Linked DNA regions of Homo sapiens: region 1 is linked to region 2. The links are chromatin contacts, found by Hi-C or POLR2A ChIA-PET in ENCODE. All regions are on one chromosome and are shown on one strand. The core of a region is the stretch at or near the end of the contact, and the rest is flanking DNA. Distances in the headings are between cores, read along the strand shown. Region 1 holds the start of PXMP2 (peroxisomal membrane protein 2). Region 2 overlaps EP400 (E1A binding protein p400).

The links. A loop is a pair of places that touch in the nucleus more often than their neighbours do. ChIA-PET counts read pairs that join two places held with the same protein, here RNA polymerase II (POLR2A). Pooled maps may share reads with other maps.
Region 1: a loop to region 2 is called in a map of naive thymus-derived CD4-positive, alpha-beta T cell, with 3 times the contacts of the local background. The contact joins the promoter of PXMP2 here to the enhancer-like site in region 2. A Hi-C loop is called at or near these places in 1 of 168 maps with a recorded cell type or tissue (naive thymus-derived CD4-positive, alpha-beta T cell), 1 of 37 single-sample maps with no recorded cell type and 11 of 50 pooled maps. POLR2A ChIA-PET finds 5 or more read pairs at or near these places in 1 of 52 experiments (activated B cell).

Annotation. Positions count from the first base shown.
Region 1 is chr12:132,685,177-132,689,827 of GRCh38, reverse strand. It overlaps PXMP2 (peroxisomal membrane protein 2), which reads right to left and starts at 2,241. Exons shown (of 5, transcript NM_018663.3): 1 at 2,036-2,241. The coding sequence starts at 2,157. It overlaps POLE (DNA polymerase epsilon, catalytic subunit), which reads left to right and starts at 2,486. Exons shown (of 49, transcript NM_006231.4): 1 at 2,486-2,574. The coding sequence starts at 2,513. RefSeq lists a silencer at 1,726-3,035.
Region 2 is chr12:132,076,135-132,080,711 of GRCh38, reverse strand. EP400 (E1A binding protein p400) reads right to left here. Exons shown (of 53, transcript NM_015409.5): 52 at 4,119-4,196; 53 at 252-3,311. The coding sequence ends at 3,039. Among named protein-coding and RNA genes, the nearest start is that of SNORA49, 47 kb to the right of the region's middle. Within about 2 kb of position 1,303, at least 5 of the 41 ENCODE cell types and tissues checked have a DNase peak (open chromatin) inside an H3K27ac peak, as active enhancers do.

The sequences.
Region 1 (4,651 bases), core at 992-3,491, 610 kb before region 2:
CACGCAATGCCCTGGTCGATACTGCACTACGTTTCACAGAATGTAACCAATGGGGGACACTGGGAAGGTGTGCAAGGAATCTCTCCATGTTAGTCTTGTAACTGTTTGTGAATCTACAATTATCACAATAAAAATTTCCATAAAAAGGTGGAACAGGCCCAGTGGCTCCCTCCAGGCCTTGGTTTGTATTTGCCTTCTGAGAAGCTCTCTGGACTATAAAATCCAAAATTCCTAGCACGGACCTAGACACCTTCTCGATCAGATCCCTGGCGATTCCCTTCACATCTCCTGCCTCTTGCTCAGGGTTCACTTTCTCCACACACAGATCTTCCCTCCCTCGGGACTGAGTCCAAGCTGCACCTCTCTCCGCCTTTCTTTAACGCCGGCCTTCCCTTCAAAACCTAACAGAGACCTTTGCCCTGCTGTTCCCTGTGCCAGGAGAGCCTCTGCTCCACTTCTTTACACAGCCTGTTCAATGTCACCTTCTCAAAACACCTTCCCTGGCCGTGTCTCCACCCGCGCCGTGCGGACCCGCGCCCCGCAGACTCGCTCCCTTGGCCCTGTCTCCACACGCTCCATGTGGACCCGCTCCCCTGGCCCTGTCTTCACCCGCACCACGCAGACCCGCTCCCTTGGCCCTGTCTTTACCCGTGCCCCGCAGACCCGCTCCCCTCGCCCTGTCTTCACCCGCGCCCCGCAGACCCGCTCCCTTGGCCCTGTCTTCACCCGCGCCCCGCAGACCCGCTCCCTTGGCCCTGTCTCCACCCGCGCCATGAGGACCCGCTCCCCTGGCCCTGTCTTTACCCGCGCCCCCAAGACCCGCTCCCCTGGCGCTGTCTTCACCCGCGCCCCGCAGACTCGCTCCCTTGGCCCTGTCTCCACACGCTCCATGAGGACCCGCTCCCCTGGCCCTGTCTTCACCCGTGCCCCGCAGACCCGCTCCCCTGGCCCTGTCTTCACCCGCGCCCCCAAGACCCGCTCCCCTCGCCCTGTCTTCACCCGTGCCCCGCAGACCCGCTCCCCTGGCCCTGTCTTCACCCGCGCCCCCAAGACCCGCTCCCCTCGCCCTGTCTTCACCCGTGCCCCGCAGACCCGCTCCCCTGGCCCTGTCTTCACCCGCGCCCCCAAGACCCGCTCCCCTCGCCCTGTCTTCACCCGTGCCCCGCAGACCCGCTCCCCTGGCCCTGTCTTCACCCGCACCACGCAGACCCGCTCCCTTGGCCCTGTCTTTACCCGTGCCCCGCAGACCCGCTCCCCTCGCCCTGTCTTCACCCGCGCCCCGCAGACCCGCTCCCTTGGCCCTGTCTTCACCCGCGCCCCGCAGACCCGCTCCCTTGGCCCTGTCTCCACCCGCGCCATGAGGACCCGCTCCCCTGGCCCTGTCTTTACCCGCGCCCCCAAGACCCGCTCCCCTGGCGCTGTCTTCACCCGCGCCCCGCAGACTCGCTCCCTTGGCCCTGTCTCCACACGCTCCATGAGGACCCGCTCCCCTGGCCCTGTCTTCACCCGTGCCCCGCAGACCCGCTCCCCTGGCCCTGTCTTCACCCGCGCCCCGCAGACCCGCTCCCCTCGCCCTGTCTTCACCCGCGCCCCCAAGACCCGCTCCCCTCGCCCTGTCTTCACCCGCGCCCCGCAGACCCGCTCCCCTCGCCCTGTCTTCACCCGCGCCCCGCAGACCCGCTCCCCTCGCCCTGTCTTCACCCGCGCCTGCGGACCCGCTCCCCTTGCCGTGGCTTCCCCGGGCGCGCGGGGCCCCTGTTGGGTCCTTGGGTGGAACCTCAGCGCCGACCCCCGGGTCTGGGCGGGCCCTCCACGCGCTGGGAGGGCGGGATCCGCAAGGCGCCTCACAATCGCTGACTGCGGACGCGGGTGTCGCCGCGGGAAGTTCAGCGCCGGGTCGGAGGGCGCCCGCTCCGGGGGTTCTGACCCGGGCGCGCCCCCAGCCTGGTCCCGGCCCGGCGCTCCCGTCCAGGCCCCGCGCCGCTGCGGCCGACCTGGGGCCGGGGCGGCGTCCGATTCCCGCGCCCCCGCTCACCTGGTGGCCGCCTTGGTGAGCACCGGGTAGAGCCGCAGGAAGAGCAGGTACTGGGCGAGCGCCCGCCGCGGCAGCGCCCCGAGCCCGGCTTCGGCCCGCAGCCTGGACGCGGCCGGCGCCATCGCCTCCCCAGCGCCGTGCCGCCGGGGGCACCGACCCCACCTCAGGCTGGCCGGGCGCGGAGCCCGAGGCGCCGAGAGCGGAGTGGGGACCGCCTGACATTTCCGGCCCCACCGCGGCCCGCAGCGCCGCCCGGTCCCAACCCCACGGTGCGCCGCGCGCGCCTACCACACACTTTTCCCCGGTCCCTGCCGGCCACCTCCCCCGCCGGGCGCCGGCGCCAATTGGAGCGCCTCGGGGGGCGGGGGAGGGGCGGAGCGCGCCTCTTGATGGACGGCGGCATTTCCGGCTCTCGCGAGTCTGGGTGGGAGCGCGCCAAATTTCTCCCCTGAAGCAGAGGTGGTAGCCAACGGCTCCATGTCTCTGAGGAGCGGCGGGCGGCGGCGCGCGGACCCAGGCGCGGATGGCGAGGCCAGCAGGTGAGGGGCGCCCTCCTGAGGCTCTCGGGCCGGCCCTCCGGAGGGTGCCATGGGGCCGTCCTCGGCTGGCGCCGCCGAGGCGGGAGGGAGGCCCGGTTCCCGCAGCCGCCCGCACTCGCCGCGCCTGACTGGGGTAGGGCGGCGCGCCCCGACCGCCGACGGAGGGGCTCGGGGCGGGCGGAGGCGCTACGGGCGCGGCTTCTTTGCGGGGAAACGAGGCGGGCCGCGCGGCCTTTCCCTGCTCGGCTCTTTCTGAGGTTTTTCGGGCCTCGCCTTCCGCGCAGCTGCGTTTGGGACCTGCCGCGCGGCGGGGGCGATGAGAGCGGCGGGACCCGGGCCAGGCCCTGCGGGGTGGACGCGCGGCTGGGGAGGGTGCGGGGAGGGGCGGGGCCGGGGACCCTGCCTGGGGGCCTAGCGCTGGGGGAGGCCGAGGCGGGCGGATCGCTGGAGCCCAGGATCCTGTTCTAGATCAGCCTGGGCTACAGAGAGAGACCTCGTCTCCTCTGTTTTATTTTTTTGGGCAGGGAGTCCCGCTCTGTCGCCCAGGCTGGAGTGCAGTGGCGCGATCTCGGCTCACTGCAACCTCTGCTTCCCGGGTTCAAGCGATCCCGCTGCCTCAGCCTCCCGAGTAGCTGGAATTACAGGCGCCCGCCACCAGGCCCGGCTAGTTTTTGTATTTTTAGTAGAGACCGGGTTTCACCATGTTGGCCAGGCTGGTCTCGAACTCCTGACCTCAGGTGATCCGCCCGCCTCGGCCTTCCAAAGTGCTGGGATTACAGACGTGAGACTCCGCGCCCGGCCCTTCTCTTGTAAAAACAAGAAAAATTAGACAGGCTGGTGGTGCGCGCCCGAGGTCCCAGCTATTAATACTCCCGAATCCGAGCCGGAGGTTCACCTGAGCCCGGCAGGTCAAGGCTGCTGTGAGCCGGGATCGCGCCACCGCACTCCAGCCTGGGCGACGGAGCCAGACCCAGTCTCAAAAAAAATAGAGCAAGGATAAGACGCGGCTGCTTGGTGGCCAGAGCAAACGGTAAACATGACCGGAGGACTGGCCTGCCATAAGCAGAAAACGGATGAGGCCCGGCGCGGTGGCTCACACCTGTAATCCCAGCACTTTGGGAGGCCGAGGCAGGAGGATCACCTGAGGTCAGGAGTTCGAGACCAGCCTGACCAACATGGAGAAATCCCGTCTCCACTAAAAAAATACAAAATTAGCGGGGCGTGGTGGCGCATGCCTGTAATCCCAGCTACGCAGGAGGCTGAGGCAGGAGAATCACTTGAACGCGGCAGGCGGAGGTTGCGGTGAACCGAGATCGCGCCATTGCACTCCAGGCTGGGCAACAAAGAATGAAACTCTGTCTCAAAAAAAAAAAAATAGAAAAAACGTGTGAGAACGTGAAGCTTTTTACAGACACTTAGCTGAACAAAATTCTTCCCAGAGGAGAAACCAAGTGGTAAGGATCCCTAACTGCTGTTGTGCTCATCGCTGTCTGTCCATATCAGGCAAGCCCTAGAGAGGCAGGTACCCTTAGGGTCTACATGGTGTGTTGGAACTTGGAGCTTAGAGACGGTTACTGACTGCCCTGCTTCAGGACACAGGACTGCACTCACGTGCTCCACTCCACTGCCCTGCCCCAAGCTCAGTGATGGCCTCCAGGCAGGGGGAAGGCTGCTGCTGGGATAAGTACAAGTGATGGCTTTTACCTTACATGCTTTATGTGGGTTACCTCATCTCATCCTTAAAACAGTCCTGGGAGGTGAGTGTGCCCCAGGAGGCAGTGGGTGCTGTTTGCCTGCGTTTCTTCTTGTGTGAAATGGGGACACCAGTGGCCTCCCTCGTAGGGGTTGTCATGAAAACTGAATGAGAGCATATGTGGAGTACTGGGACGGTGTGATACAGTAACCAGTCAATGGTAGCTCTCTGTGAATGAGAGCCTGTGTGGAGTACTGGGACAGTGTGATACAGTAACCAGTCAATGGTAGCTCTCTGTGAATGAGAGCCTGTGTGTAGTACTGGGACGGTGTGATACAGTAACCAGTCAATGGTAGCTCTGTGAATGAAAGCCTGTGTGGAGTA
Region 2 (4,577 bases), core at 54-2,553:
GGTGGCAGGCCACATGGGGCAGGGCGGTGCCAGCTCTTTCCTCCACGTGCGGCTTTGGGAAGCGGCTGCCTGGTGGACTTGGTGAATGTGATTTCTGTTCCTTCCAGGTCCTTCTATGGCCACGGAAGAGTGGGTGAGGGGAACACCTCTGGCTCCAACATTACTTGTTGGTTTTTTCTTCACACAAATGAAAAATTCAGCATCTCATTTAACTTAAATACCAGTTTTCTATGAAAGACAAAATGAAAAAATATATAAAAAGGTCACTTTATTTTGCCTTTTGTTTGGTATGCTATCAATGCCCTTTAAAATCCTACTATTCAAGTACAAATGCTGATGTTTACAAAGTATTTACAATTTTAGTCTTGTTCCTTTCTATCTTAAAACACAACAGCTAACTGGTTACAACAGTTAACAAAATAATAATAATAAAGGTCACAAAAAGAGAAACCCCTGTCTTATCAGGCACCAAATCTGAACAAGGGCTTGGATCCAACCTTCTGCTTCCCGCCAGGTGCTTTAAAAACAGTCTGGCTAACTGTTTTTATCATCAGAATAAACGTCTTTCTTTAAAGAATAGCAGGGCAACTGTTTCCCAGGGTCGCCAATTAGAGTCTGACAGTGTTCGGGCTGCTGCCTTTATAGTCTGTGTTCTCAAAGTTTCCAACTCTTACTTGCCGTATTGGAATGAACCCAGATTCACAAGGGGAAGGCCTAGACAACAGCTTCCTGAACGCGTACTTAATTCTTAGGTTAGAAACTTTAACCTTTAAAAGGGAAGGCCAAGAAAATAACACACTAAAAGGAGAGTTTTTACGTACACGACTAAATGAATTTAACTCAGGTCAACGGTAGCATCTAGAAGTTACTAAATTGAGTGCTACGAGTAAAAATATGTCCGTGTTTTGTATTAGGGAACAGCCAAAGGAAACACACTTGAGAGACAGGAGACCCTCACTGACGTGAGATCGGGGCGGAAACTCCACATTGCAAATATTCAGAATCCCATTAAGCTCTCCAAAAAAGCATTTGAGAGATGGTGTTAAATTCTCTTGTAGTGTTTTAGATTAATAGAGCGCTTTTACTTAGACAGTTATGTCTAGGATATTCTAAAATAAGTGCACTCAACATTTTATCTTCAACTATAAGGAGACTACCAAGATTTGGGAAAGACAAAAAAAATGAACAGGGCACACAAATTAAAACAAATGACAAAGGCAGAATTCCTAGATACTTCAGTTCTATCACATCTGCGGATGAGGAGGAGTAAAAGTTTCCACTGGGAGCCAGATGTGAGGCGCACACAGCGGCCCTCCCTCCGGCAAGCTGCGCTCTCACGGCACGTGCCAAGCCAGGGAGAACGGGTTGGTTAGAACAAACAGATTCCAGTCCTCTGCTTTGGTATGTTCAACTAACTAAAAGATTAATTTCTTCTGTTTCTTCAAAGCTTGGTTTTTACTTTTCTCCACATTTCTTATCAAGAGCTCAAGTGAGCTCCCCAGTTGATTTCACTGACTCCTGCTGTATCGCTGTCCACAGAAACCTGTGGGACAGAATACCTTCCTCAATGTCACTTAAAGTGAGAGAATGGGGAGGAAGCAGATGAAATACAATTTAAAAACAGAAAATCTTTATTGTGCCATAACTGATTTTTAGTATACAAAAAACCTAATATAACCTAATTTCCTGGACCAAATAATGTAAAATAGGCCAAAATCAAGCCACAGCACAAAGGATACTATTGGATATGGACCTTTTTGCTTTGGTGAAAACTTCAAAGTAAGGAGACACTGTCAATCAATTCCACTAAAATTGCATTTATTTTCCTGTCATAGTAAAAAAAGGAAAAACAGTAGCAAATACTGGGCTTCGTTTTCCCCCTCAACGGCACGCCTTCCACAACAGCACAGGTGGTTCTCTGCTTCACTGGCAGAACCACACAAGCTTATCCTAGAGAAAATCTGCTGTCGTAAGTCCACAAGGAAGAGTTGACTGGGCCCACCGCTATAGCCAATACTTCCAGAATCACCAGCCCACCTTCGTCAAAGGGCTGACTGTGGCAGCAAGGGGTGTCTGTCACATTCGTCCTGGCTCACTGAGCCCAGGCCTCATCGTACCCTCAGCTGTGACATCTGTACTACCATTGCCTCTGCGTGGTCCTCTGGGCCTCACGCCAGCCATGGCAGAGTGTCCCAAAGGTTCTCAGGAGCTGTTTAACACACTATGTCAAATACCAGCTTCCCCCGAAAACTGGAGATGCGTCTTGAGTGCACTGAGTTGGGCATCAGTCCCAGAAGTTTCCATTAAATGAAAGCGAATCCCATTGCAGGGTAGGGCCTGGGGGAGGCCACTGTTGGCTGCTCTTTGGAATAACAATGCAATGACTGATCATTTCCCTTGAACACAGGCCAGGAACGTGCCTTGTGTGTTTAGGTGGGTGTCAGAACATTTCTCTTAAAAGTTAAGTCATATTTTAGGAGGGAAGGAAGGAACCATATTGCCTTTCTTTGGAATGGAAAACCCATCTCGGATGATTGACTTTAGACAGGCCTTCCCCTCTGCGAAGACCACGAGGCATTTTTCAGTAAGGTATAAAGAACTAAACTCTGGCAGACACTGTGGAAGCCCACGCCTTATCTTTAGAAAGTCCATTGTATGCTCCTCACACACGGCAGACGGCTTCTGTGGCGTGCAAAGCACTACATGCTCACAAAGAAATTCTAAATGGCTTTCAGAACACAGTACTATGGCTCTAGGGGACGGGTGCGGGTGGGGACTGAAAGGTGAAATGATTTAGAGGAAGCCATGTTGTCACTTTTTCCATGAGCCACGTAGTACAGAGAACGCGGCACTCCATAAGGACCATTTGTCCTGCAGTGTGGGATGCATTTTAATAAAATGATTACACTATTTTGTTTCAATTATATCTTTCCCAGTGCTGAATCTCTTGCGTGACATGGTCCCAAGGTTCACTAATAAAGCGTTTTCTGTGAGGAAGGTAGTTTTGCTTTAGATGAGAGGCAGCCCTGCTGCCCTGACTACTGGCACGGAGGCTTAGTAGGTGTCTTTAGCCTGACAGCAGGGACCCTCATCTGTAACTTGGGCTGCTGGCTTGGGCTGTCGGAGCTGGCGGGCACCTGGGCTGGGTTGGGAGCGCCTGGAGTCTGGAGCGGGGCCGACGCCGTGGTCACCACCTGCTGCTGAATGAGTTTCTGCTGAACCACCTGGGCAGTCGCGGTCACTGCAGGGATCATCTGCACCTGCTGCCCGGCCGCCGTCGCCTGCGTGAGCGCCACAGTCTGTGGAGAAGCCTGAGCCGAGAGAGTCAGAAAACACACATTGCCCAGGAAACTCAGTCCAGGGACAGGAAAATGGACGTTCTTTGGGATGGGGAGGACTCGAGAAACTTCACTGACTATGCTTTTATGACACGGAAGAATGACCAGTCACACAACAGTATGACCTCTGGTTTCCAATTAAACACAAGTGGAAAATTAAAAGATGGTTGCTTTTAGACTAACACCAGATGCCTCTTGGGAAAAGGGTGAGAGCTGGGTCAGGGACTGATTTTGTTGTTGTAGTAAAGCTTTTAATAGAGTTTGGTTTCTTGAAATCTATATGCCAGTGTGACTTTAAACAAAATTTAGAAAGTTTAAAGCACCGCTTTACATTTAAAGCACTGTGCTAAAGAGTCATATTGTGGAGCATCAGTGACAACAGTGAAAGCGCCTGAAGGGCTTCTGTGGGAGGCAAGGCCACTGTGCCCACAGCGCCTCTGCTCAAGGGCGGGCCCCGAGCGGAGCCTGCTTGCCTGAGGCCTGTGCCTCCCTAAAACCACAGGGCAGTGTCTGCGACTTGCAGGACACACCCGCGATGATCAGTGAATGAAGGGTCCTGGGAATGAGCCCAAGGTGAGGCTCCCTCAGTATGGCTGACACAACCTCTAAACGCTTGTTCACTCTTCTCATTATTAAGTGTATCTAGTTTTTCCCCTGAAGTTAATGTTTTTGTGTGTATCACAAAAATCAAAAGTGATTCCCTAATCATGACCTCAGATGAAAACAACCCATTCTCTGACCTGGGAAATGTGAGGTTTCCACTTTGTCTATGCGTCCTACCTGCTGGGAAGCAGAGGCAACTTGCTGGATGCTGGCCACGGGTGTTTGCTGTTGAACAACTTGAGGAAGTTTTGCAACCTTTGACAAAACAAAAAAAGCCAAACATACAATTCAAAGGAGTATGTGCACAAAAAGAGATTTTTCCTCCCTTTCTGTCCTCAGTTAATGCAAAAAACACAATGACCAGGTGACACAGAAGAGCAATTCTCGTAGTGTGCCCACCTGCAGCAGTGAGAGAGCAAGTCGTTCCACTGCATGGTGAGTCAACTGACTGCCTCCCCAATTTGCCATCACTCATCATTTAAGCTTATTTTTGGTCTCATATTTCAGACACATTTTTTCTTTTCACAAAAACGACTGCAAGTTTATATGAAAGAATCAGACTGAGGATGGTAAGTATTTGAGCGTCTTGTGAGTCCCAAGGGCTCTGCATATGACAGGCCTGGACGACGTTCCAGT